Regions from separate parts of the Homo sapiens genome. Here region 2 is linked to region 1. A link is a loop called in an ENCODE intact Hi-C map of the cell type or tissue named here. Cell type or tissue: A673. All regions are shown on one strand. Each heading gives the region's core, and the rest is flanking DNA. Links, peaks and the distances in the headings are about the cores only.

Region 1 (8,681 bases), core at 256-8,255:
TCATTTTACTTCTCAAGTTATTTATTTTCCTTATTCTTCAAAAGGATCTTGTAATTTGTGACCTGTCTTGCCCAGTTCACAGCAGCCCCAACAAAAGATTCTTCTCAATATATATGCTATAAAATCTTTAACATCCCTGTTCACTTAACCCAAGTTTTTATGGGACTGTTAGCATAGGAAGTATAATAGAAGCCCACAGTATGATTAACCTCCATTTATTTCTCTGGTTATGTGGATTTCACGTTGTAGTCATTTTAAAAGCTTGGAGGAGCCTCATTAACTTTACAAGGCAAGACTGGATTTACAGATCCAATATCTATGTGGAGAAAGCAACGCTGCAAGTTCTGTTTTTATTGGAGGTTCTCTGTTGTCTTTTCTCCCTAATATAGATGTCTTTTATAAGATTACTTTTTATAGAACAAAAGCAACAGGCAATTTCCAATTAAACGCAGATGGTAAGGTTTTTCTTTCTACAGGCACTCAGGTGCAAGGATCTGCCTCAAAGCCTTTGAATTTTATGAGGGGTTAATGCAGTTAATGTTTTTTACATTATTTTGAATATTAATTACAGTATAAACATTGCCCCAAGCCCATGTTTTAGTTAGCATATTTTCAAAACAAATTCACATCTTATATTAAGTAACCTTTCAAAACAAGTATAGGAAGATTATTACCAGCTCTCATTTATTTTTCTTTTCTGCTTTAACTAGCTCGCTTTTCTGGGACTAGACAGTGAAATAATTAAATTCAGTGCTTCTTATTGGTATTCAGCTTTGACTAGTGCTTATCTATAAGGCTTAACTATTTGCAGCATATGATGAAGAAACAACCTGGATCTATGATGCAGTCATCCTTCAGTATTAGCAAGCCTAATAAATATTTGATTAGTAGAAGGAGCAAAACATACTTAACGTAGAATTAAATGCCAGTTGATTGAAAATATACAAGATGTTTCAATACTACCCACTGTAATGTGCAACATTTATAACTGATATGGTAAAGAGATAATTGGGTTATGTGGCGAGGTTTCCTTTTTCTCAAGTTGAGGTAGTGTGTGAAACATATACCTCTGTTGCATCCTATCTGCTCGCTTTACCAAATATTTCCATTTATCTTTTGGCGTTGATGGTAGAATTGCACAACTCTACAATTTTCTTGTAAGTTTTGACCATTTGATTTGTTTTGCCAGTAAAATGTGAACAGAAGTACTGCATATCACTTCCAGGTGGAATGCATTAAGAGTCAATGTGAAACTTGCCAACTTTTCTCTCTGCCAAGAATGAAGCCCTGTTCCAGACAGCAGCTGCTCTAGAAGCCTGGGTCTGGGAGTGAGCAGTTTACCCAGACACCCTGTGATAATCAACTTGCTTCTGTGAGATAGAAACTTTTGTGGCTTTAAGCTGCTGAGATTTGCAGGTATGTGTGACCAAATTATAACCCAGTACATCCTGATGATGACACACTTTGAAGCTCTAATGATGCCTGCTTTCAGGGATCAACAAACCTTAACTGAACAGTTACTGATAAAATTGGAAATATACAAAGAGGTAGCATGAATTTGAGAAAAGCCTACAGAAAGTTAAATGACAATACAAAAGCACAAGTCAAGAGATGCTACCGGGGGTGCTTGCATGGTCACCAAATAAATGGCACATGTAATAAATGGCACATATAATAAAAGCTAGAATCTCAAAGACGTGAGAAATGACTAGACACAAGCCCCACAAGGCTCACTGGGAACAGAAGGGCTTCAATTTGGTCCTTAAACGTTGGTAGATTTTGAAGAAACAAATATGCTATTCTCAGTGAAAGATGAACTTGAAGAAACAAGAAGGTCATTAAGTTTAAGTAGATTCAAAGAGTAAGAAATAGATATATTTGAAATAAACCAACAATACATAAATTCAGGAGATTACAGGGAGGTAGAACTGGAAAAAAATATTTTAGGACCAGTGGTGGCAACTCTTTAATGAGGTTCAAGGAATTTGAATTTAATGCTCTAAGTAGCAGTCACTGATGTTTACTATCATGAGAACAAGAGATAGAATTGGTGGCTAGTTTGTCAGACTGATGAAAGCTTGAAGAGGGGGTATATAGGGAAAGTAGAATAAAAGTAAGGTGTTTGGGAGACATTTCCCAAAGCACTATGAAGATGATGCTCTTTTGTACAGCGGCCTTTTAGCTAAAGTTTGGTGATGAGGAAAGGGAAATACAGAACAGTGAAAAAAAAAAAAAGCAGGACTTCATACTAAATATTAGCTAACAGGCTGCCAAATAAAACAAATGCCAATAAATATATATATATATATATATATATATATATAACAAAAATACAGCTAAAAATTCCACAGCCGAGTCAACTTTAATTGTGCCAAGGGAGGAAATACACATCAACGATTAAATTCACTAAGTACTTCCATGAGGGGAAAGCTCAAACATCTTAAAGAACTGAAAAGGAGTTCACAGGCATTATGATAATTGGGAACTGAAACTAGTATAATGGAGAGGACAGAATGAGTTCATTGGTCTGTATACAGTTGGTTAAAAGAATTTCTTTGATCCTTGCTCAGGAAAATCTTGTTAGTTCCAGTAAGAGTCTGGTGTCTTAGGGTCAAAATTTATGACCCAATGTAAACTTCAGCAGATTATAATTGGTTGGGATGAAATCCATAAGAAACTTTTGATATCTCAGGTAAAAGCTTCTGTAAGAGAAACATTTTCCTTTTGAAGTGTTCATACTGTCTTGACACAGAGTTTGTGGTTTTTTAACTGACATTTTTTTCCTAAGTTTCTACTATCGCCATGTAATGAAAAACTAGAAATACCATTTGACCCAGCCGTCCCATTACTGGCTATATACCCAAAGGATTATAAATCATGCTGCTATAAAGACACATGCACATGTATGTTTACTGCAGTACTATTCACAATAGCAAAGACTTGGAACCAACCCAAATGTCCATCAGTGATAGACTGGATTAAGAAAAGGTGGCACATATGCACTATTGAATACTATGCAGCCATAAAAAAGGATGAGTTCATGTCCTTTGTAGGGACATGGATGAAGCTGGAAATCATCATTCTGAGCAAACTATCGCAAGGACAGAAAACCAAACACCGCATGTTCTCACTCATAGGTGGGAATTGAACAATGAGAACACTTGGACACAGGAAGGGGAACATCACACACTGGGGCCTGTTGTGGGGTGGGGGGAGGGGGGAAGGATAGCATTAGGAGATATACCTAATGTAAATGAGGAGTTAATGTGTGCAGCACACCAACATGGCACATGTATACATATGTAACAAACCTGTATGTTGTGCACATGTACCCTAGAACTTAAAGTATAACAAAAAATAAATTAATTAAATTAAATTAAAAAAAGAAAATAAAAACTAGTCCCCTTCTTTGCAAGAGGTTTCTCCCAACTTCCTTCTTATTTGAGGTCTGGGCTCCTGAAACTCTGTCTCCTAGATTGCCCATGGAAAACTAAAATTATATTAATTTATTATATATTTCTTGATCATTGTTTTTCCCCTGCCAAGAAAGTATAATTTATTATATATTTCTAATCTTTATATTTTCTTCCTGATAAACTAGTTCCAGACTTCACCTTTTATTAGCAAGAAAATTATTTTTCCTTAAGAAAAAGGTTTATAGGTTTGAAATAAATTTTATTTTTTCTCCCAACCCCTTTCTTTAGGAAAATTACCAGCAAAGAAATTTGTCTTATTAGCTTTTAAAACTACAAATATTTTCATCCTGCCTTATATATTCACAATTGTGGAAATTATTTTTGGTACAGAATACCAAACAAGAAAGGAAAGGAGGTGTTGAGAAAATGGTGGAAGAAGTGAGAAGTAAGGAGAAAAATTCAGCAGAGGGAAGAATAGAAGTAAGTAGAAGAGGGCAAGATAACAAATTTAATGCATCCTCCAGCTCTAAGCTTATAGATACGATACCTATCCTGTCCATTAAATATTAAATTACTAAAGAAAATGTTTATTCAACTACAATCAACTTCTTTAAAAAATACGAGTAGGATTTTTATGGTACAATTTCAGGTATACATGGTCCACAAGGAGAGAATATATTTGCATTCTCTAGTACCTTCCTTTTTTGCCTAAAATAAAATATTAGACGAGGAAGAAGACATAGACAGTTGAGTTGCTACAATTTTGTTGTGGCTATTAGCTCTCTATTACATTATCCAATTGGTTTAAAACAATCCAAAGATTGTTTGTGCAGTTAAGAAATTCTAATGTCTCTTAGACATGAAAAAGAGAAAGTTGTTTTTCAAAAATGATTTTGTCTTAGAATTTCCTTGGGCATTTGCAGACATTCTCTCCTAAACAAGTTTTCAGACTGCTGCTGCCACCTAGAGAACTAATTTGATATTTCTCTACAGCCAATAAAGAAAACAACAACCAGACATTGTTTTTGTTATTGCAATGTGCTGTGTGTTGGAGAGAAAAGTAATAATCTATTGTGTCACCCCTTGCAAGGTTCATGGTTGAGACCTCTATAACAAAAGACGGATTAATAATAAAAAATCATGTAAACTTATTTTACATAACACAGGAGGGTTTGGAAATGAAGACCTAAAGAAACAGGGGAATATGTGCATTTTTATGGAAAGTCTTGTAACAGAAGGATTGAAGGACAAAAGAGTGTAATCTAATGGTATTAAACTGATGGGAACTTATCAAAGCCTGTTTGTTCAGATACTTCTCTGTGTTTCTGTGTCTTCAGAGATAAAAATGTTCCCTTTTTCCTGGTATAGGGAGGGCACATGTGGCTTGAGAATCTTATGACATACTTCAAGGGAAGGTCAGCTAGGTTTTATCCCACCCTTTGGGAAAGAAGTGAGAGGAGGTCAGAGAGACCTTCCTGCTTTTGCTGTTTTCTCAAATGCCGAGGTGCCATATTTTGAGGCAGGTGTCCTAAACCTGGTCACATGCATTCTTATCATTTCACATTAAGTATTAACCTCCTCATATTTTTATTGTAACATTGTGTCCTAAAGTTAAATCATTTATATCTTAATGTGTCTTAGTGTTAAATCACTTATTTGTTACCTGGGTCCTTTATATGATGTAGAGAATTGAAACCTGGCTTTCTGGGTAAATTGCTGCATAGAATTTCTACAAATGAAAAGTAGTCTTACTCATTCCATCTAACAGTAAAAGTAGCCCATTCAAATAAATAATAAATATTAATAGTTATTTGCATGATAATATTTTCAGAATAATGTAATTCAAATGCGTTAGTATTTTCCAGTGTTTATATCTTCTTGGACTCACTTTACTGGTACTCATGTGTCTTGCAAAGGAGGTATTTAATAGACTTCATATGTAACCCAAAGCAAAATATTATTTGCATTAAAGATATTCAAAATCAAATCTTATAGGCAATGATATCTATCTAAATTTGTCAGTCACAGTAAATAATAGTGAATTTATTTTTGAATTGTTAGTGAAGTTAGCTACTAATATGGAATATCTTCTTGAGCTCCATTTCTGTAGTTTAAAAAAAGGTGATATCTTTTTGTTAATAAGCATCCTCTTATTGAGAGACTTCTGTTATTCACAGAATTCTATGCCAATCAACAGCTGGATTAGTCAGGGTTCTCTAGAGGGACAGAGCTAATAGGATATATATATATATATGTGTGTGTGTGTATATATGTGTGTGTGTGTGTGTGTGTGTGTGTGTATATAAAGTTAATAAGCTCCCATATATATATATATATATATCTCCATATCTCCTGAGATCATACACAATCTTCAAATAAAGACAATAATAAGTTCATTATATATATATACACATATATATATACATATATATATACACATATATATATACATATATATATACACATATATATATACATATATATATACACATATATATACATATATATATACATATATATGTATGTATATATATATATATATATATATATAGGAGTATATTAAGTATTAACTCATGCTATCACAATGTCCCACAATAGGCTATCTGCAAGCTGAGGAGCAAGGAGAGCCAGTCGGAGTCCCAAAACTGAAGAACTTGGAGTCCAGTGTTCAGTGGCGGGAAGCATCCAGCACAATGGAAAGGTGTAGGCTGGGAGGTTAGGCCAGTCTAGTCTTTTCACATTTTTCTGCCTGCTTTATTTTTAGCTGCACAGGCAGCTGATTAGATGGTGCCCACCCAGATTAACGGTGGGTTTGCCTTTCCCAGCCCACTGACTCAAATGTTAATCTCCTTTGGCAACACCCTCACAGACACACCCCAGGGTCAATACAGTGCATCCTTCAATCCAATCAAATTGACACTCAGTGTTAACCATCACAAGCCCACCCCTTGTCAACTTGAACCTATAGAACATCTCCTGAGATCATACATAATCTTCAAATAAAGACAATAATAAGTTCATAATTACACCTAACATAATACAACTATCCTTCATACAACCAGCAATGCACCAATACTGAACTGAAATATTATAACAAAATGTTAACAATACTTAAGTGTTATTACAAAGTCAATAAATTTTATGTCACATGATAAAAGAAAAAGGAAATGAGATGAAGATATGTTCTTAGTACAAGTGTATACATGCACAAACATGTTTTTAACAAAAGAAGGAGGAAATATGCATGACAATTATAGTCCTGGTTTCTGTAGCTGGTCACATGGTCATAGTTGGTATTGATGACTACCTTCTTCTACTACGCATTCTGTATTCTCTTTGCCTTCAGCAAGCACTTCAGCAAGTCTTGGTTTTTTCCTGGTAAAGTGACATAAACCTTCATTCCTGAAGAGTTTAGGCCATTTGTAGTCCTGCCTGGATTTGGTTGTTGTAGTTTCCCATTGACCTTAATCACAGGGTATGGTAATACTAAGAGACACCCTAATGGATCTCCTGTATTCCATGCATTCTCTTCCTTACCTCCGTTGTGGACTAGTAGACTGACTTAATCTTGACAGTCCAGGTCAATCACCCCAGCCAACACTGTAACTCCTTCACCTGTTGACCTAAAGGTAGGAGGAGCCCAAAGTGTCCAGGTGGCAATCTTAACTTCCAGTTTAATGGAATTGTTGTTATGTCTCCTGGTGGCAGCATTCCTCCCTCTGGAACTAAGACATCTAGGCCAGCAGAATGTAATGTCACAGAAACAAGAAGTAAAAATTTTGTTCGTGGATCACTAGGGGTGATGGTGAGTGGTGCAACTTCCACTTCCACCCCTTGATTCCTGGACCCATGAATCCTGGCTATGGGAGAAACCGTATCATACATTGGATGCTGATTCAGAGCATACATGGCCTTCTGGAGAACTTTGCCCCACTCCTGCAAAGTATTGTCACCTAGTTGACATTGTAATTGGGACTTCAAAAGGCCATTTCACTGTTCTATCAATGCAGCTGCTTCAGGATAATGGGGAACATGGTAAGATCAGTGAATTCTATGAGCATGAGCCCACTGCCACACTTCTTTAGCTGTAAAGTGAGTGCCTTGGTCAGAGGCAATGCTGTGTGGAATACCATGATAAGGCATTCCGTGAGTCCACAGATGGTAGTCTTGGTGGAAGCATTCCGTGCAGGATAGGCAAACCCATATCAAGAGTAAGTGTCTATTCCTGTGAGGACAAACCTTTGCCTTTTCCATGATGGAAGAGGTCCAATATAATCAACCTGCCACGAGGTAGCTGTCTGATCACCTCTAGGAATTGTGCTGTATCAAGGGCTCAGTGTTGATCTCTGTATCTGGCAAATTGGACACTCAGCAGTGGCCATAGCCAGGTCAGTTTGGTGAGTGAAAGTCCATGTTGCTGAGCCCATGTGTAACCTCCATCCCTGCCACCATGGCCACTTGGTTCATGGGCCCACTGGGCGATGACAGGGGTGGCTGTGGAAAGAGACTGAGTGTTGTCCACAGAATGGTCCATCCTATCCACTTGATTATTACAATCCTCCTCTGCTGAGGTCACCCTGTTGGCTAGCACTCACATCGGATACAAATGTCTTCAGTTTTTGACCATGCAGAGAGGTTCATCCACATAACTTTTCCCCAAATTTCTTTGTCACCAATTTTCCAATCATGCTTCTTCCATGTCCCTGACCATCCAGCCAAACAATTGGCTACAGCCCACGAATCACTATATAATCACACATCTGGCCATTTCTCTTCCCATGCAAAGTGTACAACCAGGTGTACTGCTCAAAGTTCTGCCCACTGGGAAGATTTCCCTTCACTGCTGTCCTTCAGGGATGTCTTAGAAAGGGGCTGTAGCGCTGCAGCTGTCCAGTTTCAGGTGGTGCCTTCATATCATGCAGAATCATCTATGAACCAGCCCCTAGTCTTCTCTTCCTCTGTCAACTGTTCATAGGGAACTCCTCATGTGCCCATCGGTGTAGGCTGGGGGAGAGAAGGCAGGGTGACCAAAGTGGAGACCATAGATATTTGAGCCACTTCCTCATGTGACTTACTTGTGCCTTCAGGACCTGCTTGAGCCCAATCACATATATACCATTTCCATTTGATGATGGAATGCTGCTGTGTGTGACCCATTTTATGGCTAGATGGGTCAGAAAGCACCAAGTTCATCATAGGCTGCTCAGGTCACATGGTGAATAGATGACCCATAGTCAAACATTCAATTTCCACCAACGCCCAGTA
Region 2 (8,000 bases), core at 1-8,000, 1.3 Mb before region 1:
TTGCTAACAAAAACAGGTAACAATTAATGACTACCAGTAGACATACATTGTATATGCCCATGGTTTTTACCCCTGAATCTATGTACTAACAAGATAAGTTGCGGCCTGGCGCGGTGGCTCACGCCCGTAATCCCAGCACTTTGGGAGGCCAAGGCGGGTGGATCACCTGAGGTTGGGAGTTCGAGACCAGCCTGACCAACATGGAGAAACCCCGTCTCTACTAAACACACAAAATTTGCCGGGCGTGGTGGTACATGCCTGTAATCCCAACTACTCAGGAGGCTGAGGCAGGAGAATCGCTTGAACCCGGGAGGCGGAGGTTGCAGTGAGCCGAGATTGCACCATTGCACTGCAGACTAGGCAACAAGATCAAAACGCCATCTTAGAAAAAAAAAAAAAAAAAGATGAGTTGCGTAATTGAAGATAAATCAGAGAGTCTTAAAAATTCCTTTAAATGTTACCTTGGAAGAACATTTAGGGAAAGTCCTTTCCCTTTTAAGAATTGCTTTAGTAGTAATCCTACAGATGGTCATTTTGCCCACACTTCTGTACTGGAAAATGCCTCTTTTTATGGAAAGCCAATAATGGATACAAGTAGCTTAGTCTCTTACTGTATAGCTCTAGTTAGATTGTTAAAATGTCCTTTCTCTTACAAAGTGTGCTTAATTCACTTTAATATCTACCTTTAATTATTTGCTTTTCCCCTTGGAGTTCTATGGGATAATCATTCTCAGTCCCCTTTGTCCTGACAACTCTTTAGCCCTATGTATTTATCTTTATGCAGACAGCTTCCAGACTTACAGCTTTTTACCTCAGTCCATTTCATTAACTTCAAATTGAAATATCGAACTGCTTACTTGAAATTGTCATTATATATGGCCAGTTGTAAAAGGTTGTCCTTTCCTCTACTACCTGCCTAAAACCTGTTTCTCACCTCATTTTTCCATTTCAATAGATAGCAACATCACCTACCCAGTTGTTCAAGCTCTAGACCTCAAAGTCATTCTTAACATGTCTCTTGGCCTCATCTCATATACTGAACCTATTAGCAAATCTTGTCTACTCCTCAACTCCAAAATAGATCATGAAGTTACCCACTGTCTTCATTTTTACTACTTTGACCCCACTTGAAGCAAACAATATATGTTGCCTAAACAATTTGAATGAAACCTGAACCCTTTATTGGGGCCTTGTGGCTTGTCCAGGCAGGCCATTTGTCTGAATGTCAAACCACTCCTGCCTCAGACAAGAGCCTTTGTTGTTTTCTCTTTCTGGAAAGTTATTTATTCAGATCTTTGCAGGGCTGACTTTAGTTATTAAGTTGAAGTTCTAATGGCATCTCTTTAGAGAAGCCCTTTCTAACTCCTTGATCTGTAATAACATATCTGCCCTCTTCCTCCAATGCTCTCTACTTATTACTGTATTGTTTATAGCACTTATCACTAGCTGAAGTTACCTTTTTTGTTTAATTCAACAACTATTTATTGAACAGCTAGTAGATGCTGGGAATACCAAAGTTAACAGAAGAGACAGAAATCCTTGCTCTCCTAGAGCTTGTTGAGTTCTTATCATCATCTTCTCCCCTTCAGGATGCAAGTTCCATGAGAGCAGGAACCTTTGTCCATTGGGGTTACCCCCATGCCTCTGGACCTTGAACACCACCTAGCTAAAGTGTTCAATAAATCAGTGTTGAATTAATGATGAATAAATACTTCTGCTCTTCCATGAACCTGTCTGGGCTAAATAATTCAAGTTTCTTCCGCTTTCTGCAGAAAGCAGATGTTTACGTTACTCTTTAAATTGGTCTCTCAAAACATTTTCTGTTTTGTTTGTATTTCTCCAAATTGTGATAATAATAATTTAACATAATACATCAAGAATAATCTATTAATATAATGGTCCTATTAATTTATAATTTGGAATGTCATATATTCAGTTTTTAATTATTACATATGAAAAATCATCTGTTAGAACTTGCATGGGTGATGTCATGTCTGTGTCAAAGCCAGTCAATCTCCTTAATAACCAAGACCAAAAGAATATAATCAGAGTGTCATGCAGATTCTTGGCTGATTTGCTCATTTAGCAGAGGATATTTATAAAACATTATGGTGTATTTGGAGAGAATTGTAATTTGGAAGTTTTCATGTGTTATTTTCATTAGCTCTTTTTTATTGGTTGAATCTTTTAACCACAAGAATCAAGCAACCAAAATGATTCCATTTTTTTCCAGATTGTAATCATTTACAACTACAATGGAATTCTTTAATATAAAAATAATGCTAAATGACGAGTTAATGGGTGCAGCACACCAACATGGCACATGTATACATATGTAACAAACCTGCACGTTGTGCACATGTACCCTAAAACTTAAAGTATAATAATAATAATAAAATAAAAAATAAAATAAATAAAAAAGAATTTGCCAGTGGAAAAAAAGGTAGTATTACATCTGTAATTTTATATTCACAAGTTCTACTTGATTCTTTTTTTGGAAATTGATAAACAATCAGACAGTGTAAAAAACCTTTTTCTGTTATACTTTGAAAAGTGCCCTTGTGTGTATTTGTGTGTGTGCGTATGTGTGTTTTGATGGGGGTATTTAAGAGTGAAACTGGAAGGAAGAATCTGCGTAATACACTTTTTTGGCCCAGGTCTCAGTTACTTGTTTAATGGAAATTGAATTAAATTTCAGAAACAGAAGCTTTAAGCTTTTGTTAACAGTTTTCCACTAGAGGGTGCTCCAGATTTGCTTTTTCAAAACCAAGATTTTACCCTAAAACGTGCATAAGTAAGATGCACATTTTTTTCCTATTAAAACAGCAGTTCATTTTTTCTTAACTGCTCTGTAATTATTTCATCCAGTTACATTATGCAGTTAGCATTTTATATCTTTCTTACTGGATACATGTTTTCAAGTTTTTAGTTTTGGTTTGGATGAAATTAGATTCTATAAGGAGAGACTGAGTATGTCAAGACAAATAGAAGTATAATGCATTCTTCAAGTTCTAACAATTTATAATAATTTTAAAAAGTTTGTGTCTCTAGTCATTTTTACTGAGAGTTTGTATTTCAAAGTGGTTTTAAGTTACATTTCATATATGTTATAAATAGACTTTGTATAGTTCAAAGTGAATTTTGAATGTGGTTCAGTGCAGGAAATATATTCCAATGTTTTTAGTTTAAAAAATGCCTCGACTGTCATGAAGACTTGTCCATTGTATATTTTGAGTTTATTATGCCTTCAAATTGAAAACTTTGGGTTCTCTTACATAACTGTCCAATCTTTCAATGGCTGATGGAGCATTTTTTAATAATCAAGTAACATTTTTCTTATTCTGCAAAATACAATACCTTTGTTTTCTGTACTCCTTTGCCAGCCCAAGCAGGTTTAGAGTCTAAGATTCTGCTTTAGATTAAAGTGGTTTTGAATTTCAATCAGACTTCCACTGTTTCATCTGTGTCCAGTTCTTTGATATGGGGGATGGAGCAGAAGAAGGAGCCACGCAGATTTCATTTCACTGATATTTTTTGGGGACTTAAACCAGACAAACTATTCTACCCTGTAAATATAGATGAAATAGAAAATGATCCAGCTAAGAACTCTGGGCATGTGAAAGAAAATGATTCGCTGCATATAGAGAATGTCAAAATCTATACAAGAGTAATGTTCTCAAATGCAAAATATTAGTCTCAATTATGGATTTCCCAGACCTTTTTTTGGCCCATGCTTTGTTTTTGAATACTTCTAGCTTGGTTGAAGTTTACTCAGCTTGCACAGCAGAGGGCGCTGTGTATCCACCATAAATGTAAAAGTGTAGCGATTGTATTGTCAGTGTATTGTCATGTGATTAATTATAACGCTGTTTTCTTGAAACAAGTTTGGGGTGAATGATATTTTACTTATTAGTGCATTACTATTGAATTCTTTTTTCATTATTACTATAGAATTCTTTGGACAAGAAATTACAAAGCTAGGCTGTGGTGTGGAGTTGAAAAATAATAGATTTTTTCCCAAGAATCATTGTCCTTAGGAGAAGCTTTAAAAAGCTTACTTAGGGCGATCAGTTGTGACAGGATTCAAATGAAACATGGTTTGAGTTTATCCCAGCTCTTTGGAGAAAGGTTAATTTTTTTGTTTTTATTTTTGGGAGTTTGAGGAAAGAGGGGAAGGCAGTATAACTGAAAAATATGTTCACTGCTTATGGTATACTTTTTAATGCAATCAGTATTTGAAATTCATTTGTAAATAACTGAAAAATGTTCACAAAAGTAAAGAGGGAACTGGTATCTGTACTAAATGGAAAGTTCATTGTGAGTCCTAAGGATGGCCCTCCTGATCTTGAGTTGCCATTTGTGAGAGAGGTAGTAGCTTTTCTGTCTGCCTTGCCACTTTAGAGTAATACACTTTGAAACTTTTCTCAGAAAGCTCAACATAAAGAAAAATGGTTATTCTTATTTTTATCTTAATTGGACATTTTCTTTCAATATAGCTCCTGTAATACAGGGTTCTCTAGAGGGACAGAACTAATGGTATATATATATATATATATATATATATATATATATATATATATATATATATATATATATATATATAAAGGGGAATTTATTAAGTATTAACTCATACATTCACAAGGTCCCATTATAGGCTGTCTGCAGGCTGAGGAGCAAGGAGAGCCAGTCTGAGTTCCAAAACTGAAGAACTTGGAGTCGGATGTTCGAGGGTAGGAAACATTCAGCACGAGAGAAAGATGTAGGCTGGGAGGCTGGGCAAGTCTCTCTTTTCACATTTTTCTGTCTGCTTTTATCCTAGCTGCCCTGGCAGCTGATTAGTTTGTGCCCATCTAGATTAAAGGTCTGCCTTTCCCAACCCACTGACTCAAATATTAATCTCCTTTGGCAGCACCCTCACAGACACACCCAGGATCAATACTTTGTATCCTTCAATCCAGTCAAGTTGACAGTCAGTATTAACATCACAGCTTCTATCCTGATTTTCTGTATTATTCTTTAATTTTATGTGAAAATGATTATTTTTTAGACCAAGAAACAGTCTTTCAGAGTGGCTAATTTGTTTGGCTCTAAAGGCAAATTTTTGCATTTATTTTGCCCCTCCCCCATTGGGTGACTTTGGGTAAGTTACATAATATGCCAGTAACTCAGTCTCTTCTTCTGAATCTGTAAATAATAATAGAACCTCTCTCCTAGTGGTGCTGTGAGGTTTGAATGAGATAAGTAGACTTTTGCTTGGTATTGAGCACATAATAAACATTCCTTAAGGGCTATTAGGTTTTCTTTGCTTGTTTGTTTTACCACCATGAGATGAATAATGCCTTTTTTTTTTTAAACTTATGTAGTTCTTATTTGGACTCATACTATTAGAGAGAAGAAAATAGTTAATATATTTCAAAAATTTCTTTTTCCCACTTGCTATAATTTGGGTATTTGACTCCTCCAAATCTCATGTTGAAACTTCATCCCCATTGATGGAGATAGGATCAAATGGGAAGTGTTTGGGTCATGGTGGTGGATTCTTCATGAATGGCCTGGTACTGTGCTGGAGGTAATGAGTGAGCTCTTCTGTTAGTTCCCTTGAAAGCTGGTTGTTAAAAAAGAGCTTCGTACCTCCCCTCTCATGCTACTATGTGATCTCAGCACATGCCAGCTCCTTTTCGCCTTTATAGATTATTGATCTTTGATACTGAAAACTATTATTGAAAAATATTGCATCATTGTGCTTTTAACTGAGTGAAAATACTGCTAACCAAGTATATTGTAAGGGTTTAAGTAATAAGTATTGGGAACAGAGAGTGGGAGTATAAATGTAGGGAGCCTTTTTAATTCTGAAAATATAGGTTTTGCTATAAGAATAAATTGCTGTTTGCTACCTTCTGTATTTCTAGGTTTAGTGATAGGGCAGTAGGAAAGATACGACATTCAATTAAGACAAAAGGCATTTTATGGAAAAAATGGTAAATAAATGCCAGGTTATATATAAAAAATTGAAGAGTGGGAAACTCACTGGAGTAGGATGTCAGGGAAGAATTTTTGGAGTTGGGAATTATATGGAATCTTTAAATAATAGAGTTTGGATTATAAGGAACAGCAGAAGAAAGTCAAGTAGAAGGAGGAGAGTAAGAAGAGGTATGAAAAACAGAATGAATACAGTTTTGATGTTGGACACGTTTAATTATTAAACAAAATGGAAATTTAAAATAAACTTTACCATTAAATACTGTCAAAGAGAATAGTGTATGTTCTCTTTAATCCAAGAATTACAGATGCCTCAAACTACAATTTTAGAAATAAGTTCATGTTATTTATGCAAATAACAGGAAAATGTAATTAGCACCTCTTACTCCCTATGTTTTACAAGTTGGAGACAAAAGGAGGTTAACAACCAGTTTGTTTTATGTATACTTTATTTCTTGACTGTTTAAGGTGGTAGATTCGAATAAGATCATACTCTCTGAACTTCTTAAACATTTTTTTTAAATTTCATTATGTGTATTTTTTGAACCTTTACAAATTGCATTTTCAAATATTAACTTTAAAAAAAACATTCCCTTCAGTATTTATGAAGATGAATTTTCTTAAAACATTACATTAATAGGCTCTTTTGAAAATACATGGCTATTTAACTTGTAAAGCATAATATAATTTCATTGTTAGATACTGAATCTTTTACACCTTTTAATTAAGTAGTAATCCTGTTGTTTGAGTTTTCTGACAAGAAGGATAGAAATATACTCTTCGTTTGTAAACAGTGATACATAGCCAATATTGGAATTCCAGTAATTCCTGTCATGAAATGAAGAAAACTGGGATAGGTTTCGTATTAAAAGCATGGAGCTCATTAAATAAACCATGCATGATGGCAGTTTTGTGTCAGAGATTGACCGGATTGGTCATCTGTTCAAGTATATTGGTAACAAAACATTATTTAAATAATTAAATAAAACCAAGGAAAATGTATCTACACCTGTAATATTGTGAGCTTCTTATTTCTTTACCTCTTTTGGGGCAGAATCATGTGTATCCAACAAGGTAAAAGATATATGAGAACTTCAAAATGAGAATAAAGTACCAAAAGAATTGCTTAGCTTAGTTGAACAGAGAACACATATTTAGTTGAAGGTGGTAAAATGGTTAACAGAAATTGATCATGGACTTTTCATCAGTTCATGGAAAACTGAAATCATAGCATACTCCCCTTGAACCTTAAGAGACTATAGGGATGCTGCTTTTCCAGTGGGTACTGAAGTTGTCAAATTCACTTTTGTAAAACTGGTTCCTCATATTTGTTGAATTATGGACTTTCCTTGGGAATCTGGTGAAGTATATTGATCTCCCCCCAAAATCAGTTTCATTGTACTTAGAGACCATTAAAGCCCATTTTGGGATTCTGAAAGAGTAGTTTTTCAGTCATAAATCATTCAGTAGTTTCTTTTAATAGAAATGAACCCCCCCCCCCGTGTTGACATTTTATGATCTTAAATATGTACAACGTGAAACCTCATAATTGTGCCTACTCTTACATACTATACAATGAAAACAGATTTATAAATCAATGTGTTACAGATTAGTAAAATTTAACAACATTAAAATGATAGGTGGTATATTATTACAACTAAATTGCTATTTACATACTATACAATGAAAACAGATTTATACTATACATTACTCTTACTATACAATGAAAACAGATTTATAAGTCAGTCTTTCTTACATATTAGTAAAATTTAACAGGATTAAAGTGATAGGTGATATATTATTGTAACTAAATTGCTATTTATGCTAAGAATATGGTTTTTAAAATTTTTCCTTTCTAAAATTTTTTTTGAGTAATAATAAGTTAGCAGAAGGATTCATCTCAGGAATATTTAAAGAAATAATTTTCTACTATATGAAGGGCACTGTGCTTAAACTTTAGCACAAAAAATTTTCTACAAGATTCCACTTTCTGCTGATACCTTAAAAAGTTACCCAGGCTC

What was found. Peaks named below come from ENCODE experiments on the same cell type or tissue, not always from the same donor. Only the 100,000 strongest peaks of a DNase experiment are listed, where the experiment ranks them.
Region 2: a loop joins it to region 1, with 3 times the contacts of the local background. A loop is called at or near these places in 7 of 110 quality-filtered maps.

What each region holds. Positions count from the first base shown.
Region 1 is chr18:43,392,093-43,400,773 of GRCh38, forward strand. No RefSeq gene overlaps it. Among named protein-coding and RNA genes, the nearest start is that of SYT4, 120 kb to the left of the region's middle. In A673, for the core only: a CTCF peak has its summit at 4,389 (motif pointing left); no DNase peak of the experiment used is centred there.
Region 2 is chr18:42,049,590-42,057,589 of GRCh38, forward strand. PIK3C3 (phosphatidylinositol 3-kinase catalytic subunit type 3) reads left to right here. Exons shown (of 25, transcript NM_002647.4): 21 at 1-16. Among named protein-coding and RNA genes, the nearest start is that of PIK3C3, 98 kb to the left of the region's middle. In A673, for the core only: CTCF peaks have their summits at 2,755 (motif pointing right) and 3,781 (motif pointing right); a DNase peak (open chromatin) is centred at 3,792; H3K27ac peaks cover 1,550 bases.